Regions from separate parts of the Homo sapiens genome. Here region 1 is linked to region 2. A link is an interaction called in ENCODE POLR2A ChIA-PET data of the cell type or tissue named here. Cell type or tissue: GM12878. All regions are shown on one strand. Each heading gives the region's core, and the rest is flanking DNA. Links, peaks and the distances in the headings are about the cores only.

Region 1 (5,375 bases), core at 219-5,218, 120 kb after region 2:
CAACAGTATTTTATTTTTCTTATTAATATAAGAAAGCAGGAATGTCAGGCCTCTGAGCCCAAGCCAAGCCATCGCATCCCCTGTCACTTGCATGTATACATCCAGATGGCCTGAAGTAACTGAAGATCCACAAAAGAAGTAAAAATAGCCTTAACTGATGACATTCCACCATTGTGATTTGTTTCTTCCCCACCCTAACTGATCAATGTACTTTGTAATCTCCCCGACCCTTAAGAAGGTACTTTGTAATTCTCCATACCCTTGAGAATGTACTTTGTGAGATCCACCCTCTGCCCGCAAAACATTGCTCTTAACTTCACCGCCTATCCCAAAACCTATAAGAACTAATGATAATCCACCACCTTTGCTGACTCTCTTTTCGGACGCAGCCCGCCTGCACCCAGATGAAATAAACAGCCATGTTGCTCACACAAAGCCTGTTTGGTGGTCTCTTCACATGGACGCACATGAAAAAAACCAAATTTACAAGAGTCACCATCCAAAGAACTAAATTTTACAAATATTTTTCTCTTGCTAATGCAAATTTGGAAAGGAAAAGACAAAGAGACTTCTACTATCCTCCTTCAGTCAGACTCTACAGACAGAAATACAGGAGGGTGACTTTAGTAAGAACTTTTGCCTTTTGCCGACTTTGTCAGAGATCCTGGATCTCAACTTTAGCCTCCTGAGCAAGTGAGATGTCCTTGCTGTCCCTTAATGGTTGCCAAAACTCTTGGTGAGGAGGACTACTTCCCTCTTCTTTCCTAGGTTCGCTGACTGGGGCCTTGGAGATTAAACTGACAAAAGACAAACTAACAAGAGAAGGACGGCTAAATTACATACCTATGCAGGGAAGTTTCCACAAAGAACTAAGACTCAAAGTGGCAGCCAGATGATTTAAGCTTCTGTACCATCTTAGGCTGAGCAGAGGAAAAGGGGTTTTGGGCTGCTGAAGGGAGGAGGAAAGTTCTAGGAAGGTGAGGGGAAGAAATGTATAGTAAATAACGGTTGTATTGTTATGCAGATAAGAGTCTCTCGGGTGATAACTACTGTCTCCAGGAGCAGCTCTCTTCCCTTACAAATGGAAATTTCCTTTATAAATGTAAATTTTCTGTACAAAAGGGGGACGTTATAGTTCATGTTAGGTGATTAGGGGGAAGTAAAGAGCTTTTACTTGGTCTGCTGGTTCTCTAGTGCCTTTAGCTCCAAATAACCTGTGTGCCAAAGTGACATATTTTGGGGTTGCATATTCTAGTATGCTTCAGTTTCAGGAAGAATTTTATTTTTTTTCTTGTGGAGATTTTTTTGAGATAATTATTTTTTATCCCCATTTTTAAAATTATTATTCTCTTTTTTTGGTGAGGCTCTCCTTTGAAATTGTTTTTTGTTTACATTTTTTGTTGTTGTTGTTGTTAATAACATCTCAGGCAATCTTGAGAAGCTGCCTCTCCTTTTCTTCATGTCTTTTTTCCCCAAATAAATAGATCTGAACAAGACATCTTTTATACTTTTTTTTTTGAGATGGAGTCTCACATTGTTGCCCGGGCTGGAGTGCAGTGGCGCAATCTTGGCTCACTGCAACCTCCGCCTCCCGGGTTCAAGCAATTCTCCTGCCTCAGCCTCCCGAGTGGCTGGGATTACAGGTGCCCACCACCACGCCCAGCTAATTTTTTGTATTTTTAGTAGAGACGGGGTTTCACCATGTTGGCCAGGATGGTCTCAAACTCCTGACCTCGTGATTTGCCCGCCTTGGCCTCCCAAAGTGCTGGGATTACAGATGTGAACCACCATGCCCGGCCTATAATTGCTAATTTTTTTCTGATCAGTTTTTATTTTGAAATTTATTTTGTCAGTTTCCTTTCTGTCAACTGCTGCTTTTGTTCTGTATGGGAGCAGATCAAGTAAAACAGTGCCTGTTTTACTCTCTCTCATCATCTTACCTTAGCTCACGCTTCTCTCATTTGTTCTTATTATGCCTGTAACCTCTCTCTTCCTTCCACTTCCTCTCATTAACAATTTCCTATTGGAAGTCTCTTGAGTTCCAGTTAGCGAGCCTCTAAATTATCCTCTTTTTAACATCACCTTTGTGTTTTCCGGCTTTCAACATAGTTTCTTCAGACTTTAACCTCACCATTTATGTTTGCTTTCCAAATCTCTTTTCAAAATTTTGCTAAATAAACCTCACCGTGTAAGTGAGAAAGCATGGGATGGAAAAAGGAATGTATGGAAACGACACCAACATAGGCGTATGGTTGGGTGAGTCACTTGGCTTCTCAGGGCCTCGCTTTCTTATCTATAAAAATGAACAGGTTGGCTTAGCAAGGGCTTTAAACTCAAAAGCTGCCAATAGAGTCCAGACAGATTATGTAAATGAATTAAAGGAGGCCAGCCAGGGACTGTGGGAAACTGCAGACTCGAGCAACGTCCAAAGGGCACGATCACTGCTCGGCTTTTCGTACTGCCACCGGGAAATGCTGGCAATGTAGGATCCACAGATTTTCTGGTTTCCCAGCAGTAATCAGGAATCTGGACTTTTAAAAAATGTGAACTGTTCTTTTTTAAATGCTGACAACTAATTCAAACTATGCACCAAACAAAACACATCACATCTGTGGGCCAGATTTGGCTCCAAGGCTGCTGTTTGTGACCTTTAGATGAGATGGGGTCTTTAAGTTTCTTACAAGTCAAAAATTGCATAACTCTTTAGCAATACATTTTAAACCTAGCTAGTTCTCCCTTATTACATTCCTGAAATTGCTTCCTTGTCACTTGTATTTGTTGGGCTGTCAGTCTCCCAAGTGAGCACTCTGGAGTTTGTTATGAGAAGAAAGTGCAATTTCTTTTCCCTTTGCCTCTGACATAAAGTAACCTAGTGTGTTGCTCCCAGACCCTTATCACCAGTGTCTGCAGAGTGTGTGTGATCTCCTTGGATGGCTGACTCTGGGGTGCAGGCAGGTCCTGGAATAAGCAGCCTCCTTGCAGAGTGACACACACTCCTCTGTTCCTTTGTCTGGATGCACATTTGTAGTCCTTTCATATATTTTGTATAATGTTAATTTATAAACTAGTCTAAGTAGGCTGGGCGTGGTGACTCACGCCTGTAATCCCAGCACTTTGGGAGGCTGAGGCAGAAGGATCACTTGAGGCCAGGAGTTCGAGACCAGCCTTGCCAATATGGTGAAACCCTGTCTCCACTAATAATACAAAAATTAGCTGAGTGTGGTGGTGCATGCCTGTAATCCCAGCTACTCGGAAGGCTGAGGCAGGAGAATTGCTTGAACTTGGAAGGCGGAGGTTGCAGTGAGCTGAGATTGAGCCACTGCACTCCAGCCTGGGTGACAGAGCTAGACTCCATCTCAAACAAACAAATAATAAATAAGCTGGTCCAAGTAGGAGGAAATGCAACAGTGAAAAAACACTTGAGGCTCAGAAGCCCAGGGAAAGGAATGAATGATAAACAGTAAAAAAATAGAGGAAGTACCTGACAATAACACGAAAGCCGAAGGATAGTTATTAACTTCTGTCATATCCCATTTAGTGACACCTTCCTTAGAAATTTCCCCCAAAGGAGTTCCTTTGGTCATTTCCTACAATGTAGTCTTCCTTGGGCCTGGACCCTGCTGTCTGAGTTCCTCTCCATCTGGGGACTTGATCCTCTCTTTCTCTCCCTTTTTTTTTTTTTTTTTGCGATGAAGTCTCACTCTTGTACCCGGGCTGGAGTGCAATGGCGTGATGTTGGCTCACTGCAACCTCCGCCTCCTGGGTTCAAGCGATTCTCTTGCCTCAGCCTCCCGAGTAGCTGGGATTACAGGCACCTGCCACCATGCCCAGCTAATTTATGTATTTTTAGTAGAGGCAGGGTTTCACCATGTTGGCCAGGCTGGTCTCGAACTCCTGACCTCAGGTGATCCGCCCGCCTCAGCCTCCCAAAGTGCTGGGATTACAGGCGTGAGCCACCGTGCCCGGCCTCCATCTTCTCTCTTCTAAGAGCTGTCAAATTTTTTCTAGTTAAACTGACCGGCTTATGTTCTCTCTTTTATCACCCTTGGTCACTCATGAATAGGGCCCATCATTTCCTCCCTATACATGGACCTTGAGAATCTTTACCTTTCAGTGTTTCAGTGGAATTGACTATAAGTTTCTAAATGACCCTGAAGATTAGAAAGAGAGGCCAGGTGCAGTGGCTCATGCCTGTAATCCCAGCACTTTGGGAGGCCAAAGTGGGAGGATTGCTTGAGCCCAGGAGTTTGAGACCAGCCTGGGCAACAAAGCAAGACCCTGTCTCTACAAAAATTTAAAAATTAGCCAGGTGTAGTGGTGTATACCTGTAGTCCCAGCTACTCGGGATGCTGAGGCAGGAGGACCACTTAAGTCCAGGAGTTTGAGCTATGTTTACATCACTGCCCTCCAGCCTGGGTGACAGAGTGAGATCCTGTTAAAAAAAAAAAAAAAAAAAAAAAATTAGAAAGAGCATAAGGTTTGAAAGTCAAGGATCAATAATATTAAGGAGAGAAAAACTCTCCCAACAAGTTAGCATTTCTCTGAGGTAGCAGGAAGTATTACTGATAAAATTAGGGATTCACACATTTATAGAATTGGGAGACATCTCTCAAACTATAAGTTCTCTACAAGAATCTTCGATTTCTTAATTTTCATGATTATATAGAAATATATGATTTTTTTTTTTTTTTTTTGAGATGGGGTCTCACTCTGTCACCCAGGCTGGAGTGCAGTGGCACGATCTCGACTCACTGCAACCTCCGCCTCCTGGGTTCAAGTGATTCTCCTGCCTCAGCCTCCTGAGTAGGTGGGACTGCAGGCATGCGCCACCATGCCTGGTGAATTTTTGTATTTTTTTAGTAGAGACGGGGTTTCACTATGTTGGCCAGGCTGGTCTCGAGCTCCTGACCTTGTGATCCGCCCACCTTGGCCTCCCAAAGTGCTGGGATTACAGGCATGAGCCACTACACCTGGCCAGAAATATATGATTTTTTTAAAAGCAAGGTCTGAGTCATTTTATAATCTCTTAACCAAGGACTAATGTGCAGTTTCAGGTAATTCATTTGAATTTCTGTTTATGACTAAAGTGTTGCCAACTATTCACCTACACTATCATCGTTAACTCCTAGTTCAGTACTTCTCAAGTATTTTCTTCAAGAAATCCCAGGGATTGCTGAATATTAAGTTGAAGAAATGATTGGGGTATGATGCAGGGTATATGAATATGCCACCTCAAAATATGCCTCTTTGTCATATAGATTATTTTGAGTTAAAGCCAATTGAAAACTATCCGATGCAGGAAAAGCTCCTGTCTCCCTGTGACTGCCTGAAAGTAGAGTATACATTTCCCCTTTTGTAAAGGAAATTTTCATTTG
Region 2 (5,375 bases), core at 104-5,103:
CCAAACAGGACAGGGAAATTGGCTATTCCTGTCACATCTCCTTTCCATTAATTATTAAGTAGTTGACTTAGGGAGCAACCCTCTCAGATTCGGGGAGAGTCCATTTATGAGACATGAACTCAAATCTACCACACAGCAGCCCAGTCCCCCCCACCTGATCCCACATGGCTGCCTGGCAGTTCTAAGGGGCTTCCAAAAAATTCTCCAGTTAAAGGCACAAAACCTTTGAACAGGCCTTCAATTCTAGTGCTCCCACCCAGATGAGACTACTCAGGAGTTGAGATAAAATCCTGAAAACATGGGCAAAGTTCAACTGACAGCTGCCCCTTCTAGGCCACGAACTGGCACACCTGGCCAGTTGGCAACGGTTCCTTCCTTCAGCAGATCTTACCTGCCTGAGCAGGAAACGGTGATAAGGCTAAAGCTAGTTCATGTTGACTGTCACGCTTTCTCACACTTGAGCAGAGCCCAATTTAGAAATAGCCTTAAACTGTTGCTTCAGTTCAGTATGTCACAGAGCCATCAAAAATAATAGAGAATGTATGTCAAAGTGTTTTGTAAGCTGTAAAGCCCAACCTACCGTAGTACATATTATCATTTTGATATTAAATAATGCTAAAGAAGAATATTAAATTGTAAATAAACATTGATAACTATGGAACCATGTAGGTATACGGCTAAAGACTTGAAGTCAGATACGGGTAACTGGTAACTATGCAAAAAGGCTCAATTAGAAAAAAATCTTTTCAGGTGGTTTAAACATTTAATGAACAATAAAGTGTAAATGGTTTCCTTTAATTATAGATGTCTATGATCCAATTCAATAGTGAAGCTAATGTCATAAATCTTAACCTGAAGGGGATTTCTAGGTAGATTTCCTCAAGTCCAGCCCTGCGTCCTCTATGACTGCAAAGTAAATGGACCTTTTTTTTTTAAGGCATAGACAAGCAGTCCTCAACCTTTTTGGCACCAGGGACTGGTTTGGTGGAAGAACATTTTTCCACGGACTGGGGGCAGAGGGATGCTTTCAGGATGATTCAAGCACATGACATTTATCATTAGATTCTCATAAGAAGCACACAACCTAGATCCCTCACATGTGTCATTCACAACAGGGTTCGTGCTCTTACGAGAATCTAATGCTGCCACTGATCTGACAGGAGGCGGAGCTCAGGTGGTAATGCTCACTTGCCCGCCACTCACCTCCTGCTGTGCGGCCCAGTTCCTAAAAGGCCACGGACAGTACTAGTCTGCGGTCTGGGGGTTGGGGACCCCTGGTATAAACTGTTCTTACAGGAGGTATAAAAGTGCTTGTCACTGCATAATCCACCTGTAATTTACTCCTCTGTGCCGAATAAACAGCCAGCTTGAAGAAGGAGTAGACAGGTGACAGAAGCCTTTACATAAGGCCCATGAACTGAAGCACAGGCCTCAAGTGTTATAAGAAGGGGAGGCCGGGGAGCGGTGGCTCATGCCTATAATCCCAGCACTTTGGAAGACCGAGGCGGGCAGATCACTTGAGGTCAGGAGTTCGAGAACCGCCTGGCCAACATGGTGAAACCCCGTCTCTACTAAAATTTTAAAAATTAGCCAGGCGTGGTGGCGCGTGTCTGTAATCCCAGCTACTCGGGAGGCTGAGGCAGGAGAACTGCTTGAGCCCGGGAGGTAGAGGGTGGAGTGAGCTGAGATCGCACCACTGCACTCCAGCCTGGGCAACAAAGAGAGACTCCGTCTCAAAGTAAAAAATAAAAATAAAAAAAAATTTAAAAAAGGAAGAGGAGCTACTTTCTCCGCGGGGTCTCCTGTCATGGAGCCACCAGAGGGGCTCACACCTGCGGGCCACCAGGCCCTTAGGCCTCTTCCCTGCCTGTGATGCAACCTATACAGACGTGTGCTGTAACGCTGGCTGCACTTTTCATGACCATGTACGTCACAGATCCATTCCCCCCACGCTTTTAATCAAGCCTCTTAACTAGAAAACCAGCTCCAAGGAGGCTAAAGGGTCTGTTTTCTTAGGTCTTACTTCTTCTTCTCTGAGTCTTTCTTTAGGATGATTATGGCTCTCCAGTGACTTCACAGGTGACACCAAAGAGGGAGATGAGGAACAAAGCAATGCACAATGATCAAAGGGAACAGATACCACAAATAGAACAGAAAGCTCCCAGGCACGCTGCCACCACGAGGGAGAGGGCCCTAAAGGATGGTTTTTACACCACAGCGCCTACACAACAAAAGCTGGGTCTGTGAGGTGTGCGGTTGGCTTGCGCCCGCCTGCGGGATGCCGGGCATGTCTGCGTTATATAAGGTTTCTCCTGTACTGTGCTCTCTTCTGGGAGTCAGACAAACTCCCCATTCAACAGCTCTCAATCCAGGGTGGTTGTTTATAGATATGCAAGGGCAGGCGACCTCCTCAGAGCTAAAAGGCAAGTCCTCTGCATGCTGGTGTTCCAGCCGTAGTTCACCTACCCCCACAATACAGACAATGTCTCTTCCCTGACACAAAAGCCACTGTGCGTGCCCTTTCTCTGAATTGCTGCAGACTCAGATTCAAATCCTGGCAATGATATTTCCCAGCTGTGTGATTTGCACAAGTAACTTGGTCCCAAAGCTCGGTTTCCTCACCTGTAAACTGGAGATAAAAACACCTATCTTGAAAGGCTGTGCAGATGAAGTGAAGTGTATGTGTGTGTCGATGGCTTACACTGCAGTGTGACAGTGGCTGGAAAACAGGAGTCATTTCTCTGCCTCTCTCTAGCCTAAGTACTCATATGCTTAATCCTGAAATAATCTGTACTTTTCTTTTAAGACAGGGTCTGGCTCTGTCACCCAGGCTGGAGTGCAGTGGTGTGATCACGGCTCACTGCAGCCTTGAACTCCTGGGCTCAAGCAATCCTCCCACCTCAGCCTCCCAAGTAGCTGGGACTCTAGGCATGCCCCACAGCTGGCTAATTGTTTTTTCTAGGGATGAAGTTTCACTATGTTGTCCAGGCTGGTCTTGAACTCCTGGGGGCAAGCGATCCTCCTGCCTTGCCCTCCCGAAGTGCTGGGATTACAGGTGTGAGCTACGGTGCTCAGCCCTGTACTTTTAAATTATTTGTGTATTTATAGTGTCTCCCCACCTAGATTATGAAGGAATCATGCCATTTTCATTTTTACGACCTACTGTATGAGCTAAGTGCATAGTGGGTACACAAAATTACCTGTGGCCTAGGCTACTGCAAGAGTGGATCATTTCCCCACATCCAAGGATATCTGGTACTGTTTCCTGAGGAAATGACTGTGGGTTCTGAACACAGCTGGTCTCCCCTCTTTTCCTTCAGCTCCTCACACTCCTTCTTCCAAACATACCCCTTGCCATTTCAAATGCCCTTAAGAATTCTCATGAGCCAAGTTATCCATTCATTTGGTCATTTCTTGAGTACATTTCTAGAGTACATAAACATTTCTTTAGTATGTACTATAGGCCAAATATAAGAGGCACTGTGGATACACAGCTGGATGTAGAAATAGCTAATATACAATTCTTGCCTACCCTTGAAGCAACTGGAGGGAGTCAGATGGGAAGTTAACTGTCTTAGTCATGTTGTACTGCTAGGAAGGAATATCTGAGGCTGGGGAATTCATAAAGAAAAGAGGTTCATTTGGCTTACAGTTCTACAGGCGCTACAGGAAGCATGGCCCTAGCATCTGCTTCTGGTGAGGACCTCAGGCTGCTTCCACTCGTGGCGGAAAGTGAGGCGAGCCGGCGTGTGCAGAGATCACGTGGCAAGAGAGGAAGCAAGAGAGAGGCAGGGGGAGGTACCAGGCTCTTTTTAGCAATCTGCTTCTGTGAGAACTAACAGAGCGAGAACTCACTCACCCCACCACAGGGAGGGCAGCAATCTACTCAAGAGGGATCCACTTCCATGACCCACACACCTTGCATTAGGCCCCACCTCCAACACTGGAGATCAGGTCTCAACATGAGGTTTGGGGAGAGAAACATCCAAACTACAGCAGCAACATCTGAAGTAATACAGATGAGTGTACATGTAAATCCTATGGGAAAAGAAAAAGCCATAATTCAGCCTCAGAATAGGATTCTGAAATTTTTAAAATATATATTGCCTTTGAGATAGACCTTCAATGCACTTAACTTTGTTGAAACAGCAGGTTAAAAAGGGAACTCCAACCTGGTCTGTTACAAAATAGGTCAAAATTTATTAAAGCAAATAACATCCCAAGGAAAAGCTCGGGGCTGCCAAGTCCTCGTCAGTGTCTTTTCTCTCATTTTGAGCCATGCACGCTGCACAAAAGAATTTTCTTACAACTAAAATTTGGAATTCTGACCAATCCATTCACACACATATTCACAGCATGACATATAAGTACTCAGCACTAGCCTAGAAGTTGAGTGGAAAAAAAAAAAAAACAGCTAAAAAGAAAGATAAGTCTTAAGAGCTCCCTGCAGATTCCTGGCAGGGAACATGTTCTGGAGAACAGATGTGCCGCGACCCAAGGTGAAGCTGATGGGGAAGTGGGCAGGGAAGTGGGGTGGCCGTAAGTTCACGATAAAAGAAACAGTCATAAAACTATACACTTCCCAAATGCAAATTTGGAGAACCTCAGGGCAGGAGGATAAGACCTATGTGTCTGGAGCAACCACTCCAAGACACTGGAGCAGCCACAACCGAAACTCTGTTGCGATTTATTCAGTGTCTGCCTACGATTTCATGTTAATACAGGACACCCAGTCCAAATAGATTTGGGAAACCTGCAAGGGTCTCGTGCAAGGACCTCACAGCCAGACAAGCCTCTTATCTAGAGACATATCTACTACAAATATCTTAAGGAACTGTTTCAACAATTTTCCCAAGTTAACACTTTATTCCTAGTTCTCTAAGGCTTATTATTTTTCAGCCCCTCACTCCCCTCAACTCTTTATTCTTGTCACCAACTCAACCCTCTTCTGATACACAGAGCACAAATAAAGGCTTCCTGAAGACTAGGCCTTACTTGTCTTTGTATCCTACCCTCCATCTCTGCTAGTATCTAGCAGAGTAACCGGCATATAGTAGACTTTCAATGTTCATTTAATACTCAGCCATAGGGCAAGCAAAGAGAAACAATGAGGAAATAGACCCTTGAAAATCACACCGCATACAGATTCTCCCCTAAGTATAAAGTCTCCTGGTACTGATGGGCACAGGCCCACTCCACGTGATCGGCTCAAAATACTAAGGATCCACGAACAGGCCTTGCAGCTTTCTCCCAAACCATACTCCTTTCTCTGGGAGCTGCCTGCCAAGAAGGCTGCGCATGGAAACCTTAAACCTTGCTGTAAGCCCTGGCCACATCAATGGTGCAAAAGTAGCCCCTATCAGGACCTGTCAAGG

The links. Peaks named below come from ENCODE experiments on the same cell type or tissue, not always from the same donor. Only the 100,000 strongest peaks of a DNase experiment are listed, where the experiment ranks them.
Region 1: POLR2A ChIA-PET joins it to region 2 with 8 read pairs; 2 of 35 experiments call an interaction of 5 or more read pairs at or near these places.

What each region holds. Positions count from the first base shown.
Region 1 is chr12:11,604,863-11,610,237 of GRCh38, reverse strand. No RefSeq gene overlaps it. Among named protein-coding and RNA genes, the nearest start is that of ETV6, 42 kb to the left of the region's middle. RefSeq lists enhancers at 1-291, 292-853, 854-1,415 and a silencer at 5,329-5,375. In GM12878, for the core only: no CTCF peak of the experiment used is centred there; no DNase peak of the experiment used is centred there.
Region 2 is chr12:11,724,198-11,729,572 of GRCh38, reverse strand. All of the region lies in intron 1 of ETV6 (ETS variant transcription factor 6), which reads right to left. Among named protein-coding and RNA genes, the nearest start is that of ETV6, 77 kb to the right of the region's middle. RefSeq lists a silencer at 408-557 and enhancers at 2,188-2,237, 3,568-3,627, 3,828-4,027, 5,099-5,318. In GM12878, for the core only: no CTCF peak of the experiment used is centred there; a DNase peak (open chromatin) is centred at 2,152; H3K4me3 peaks cover 1,052 bases; H3K27ac peaks cover 5,000 bases.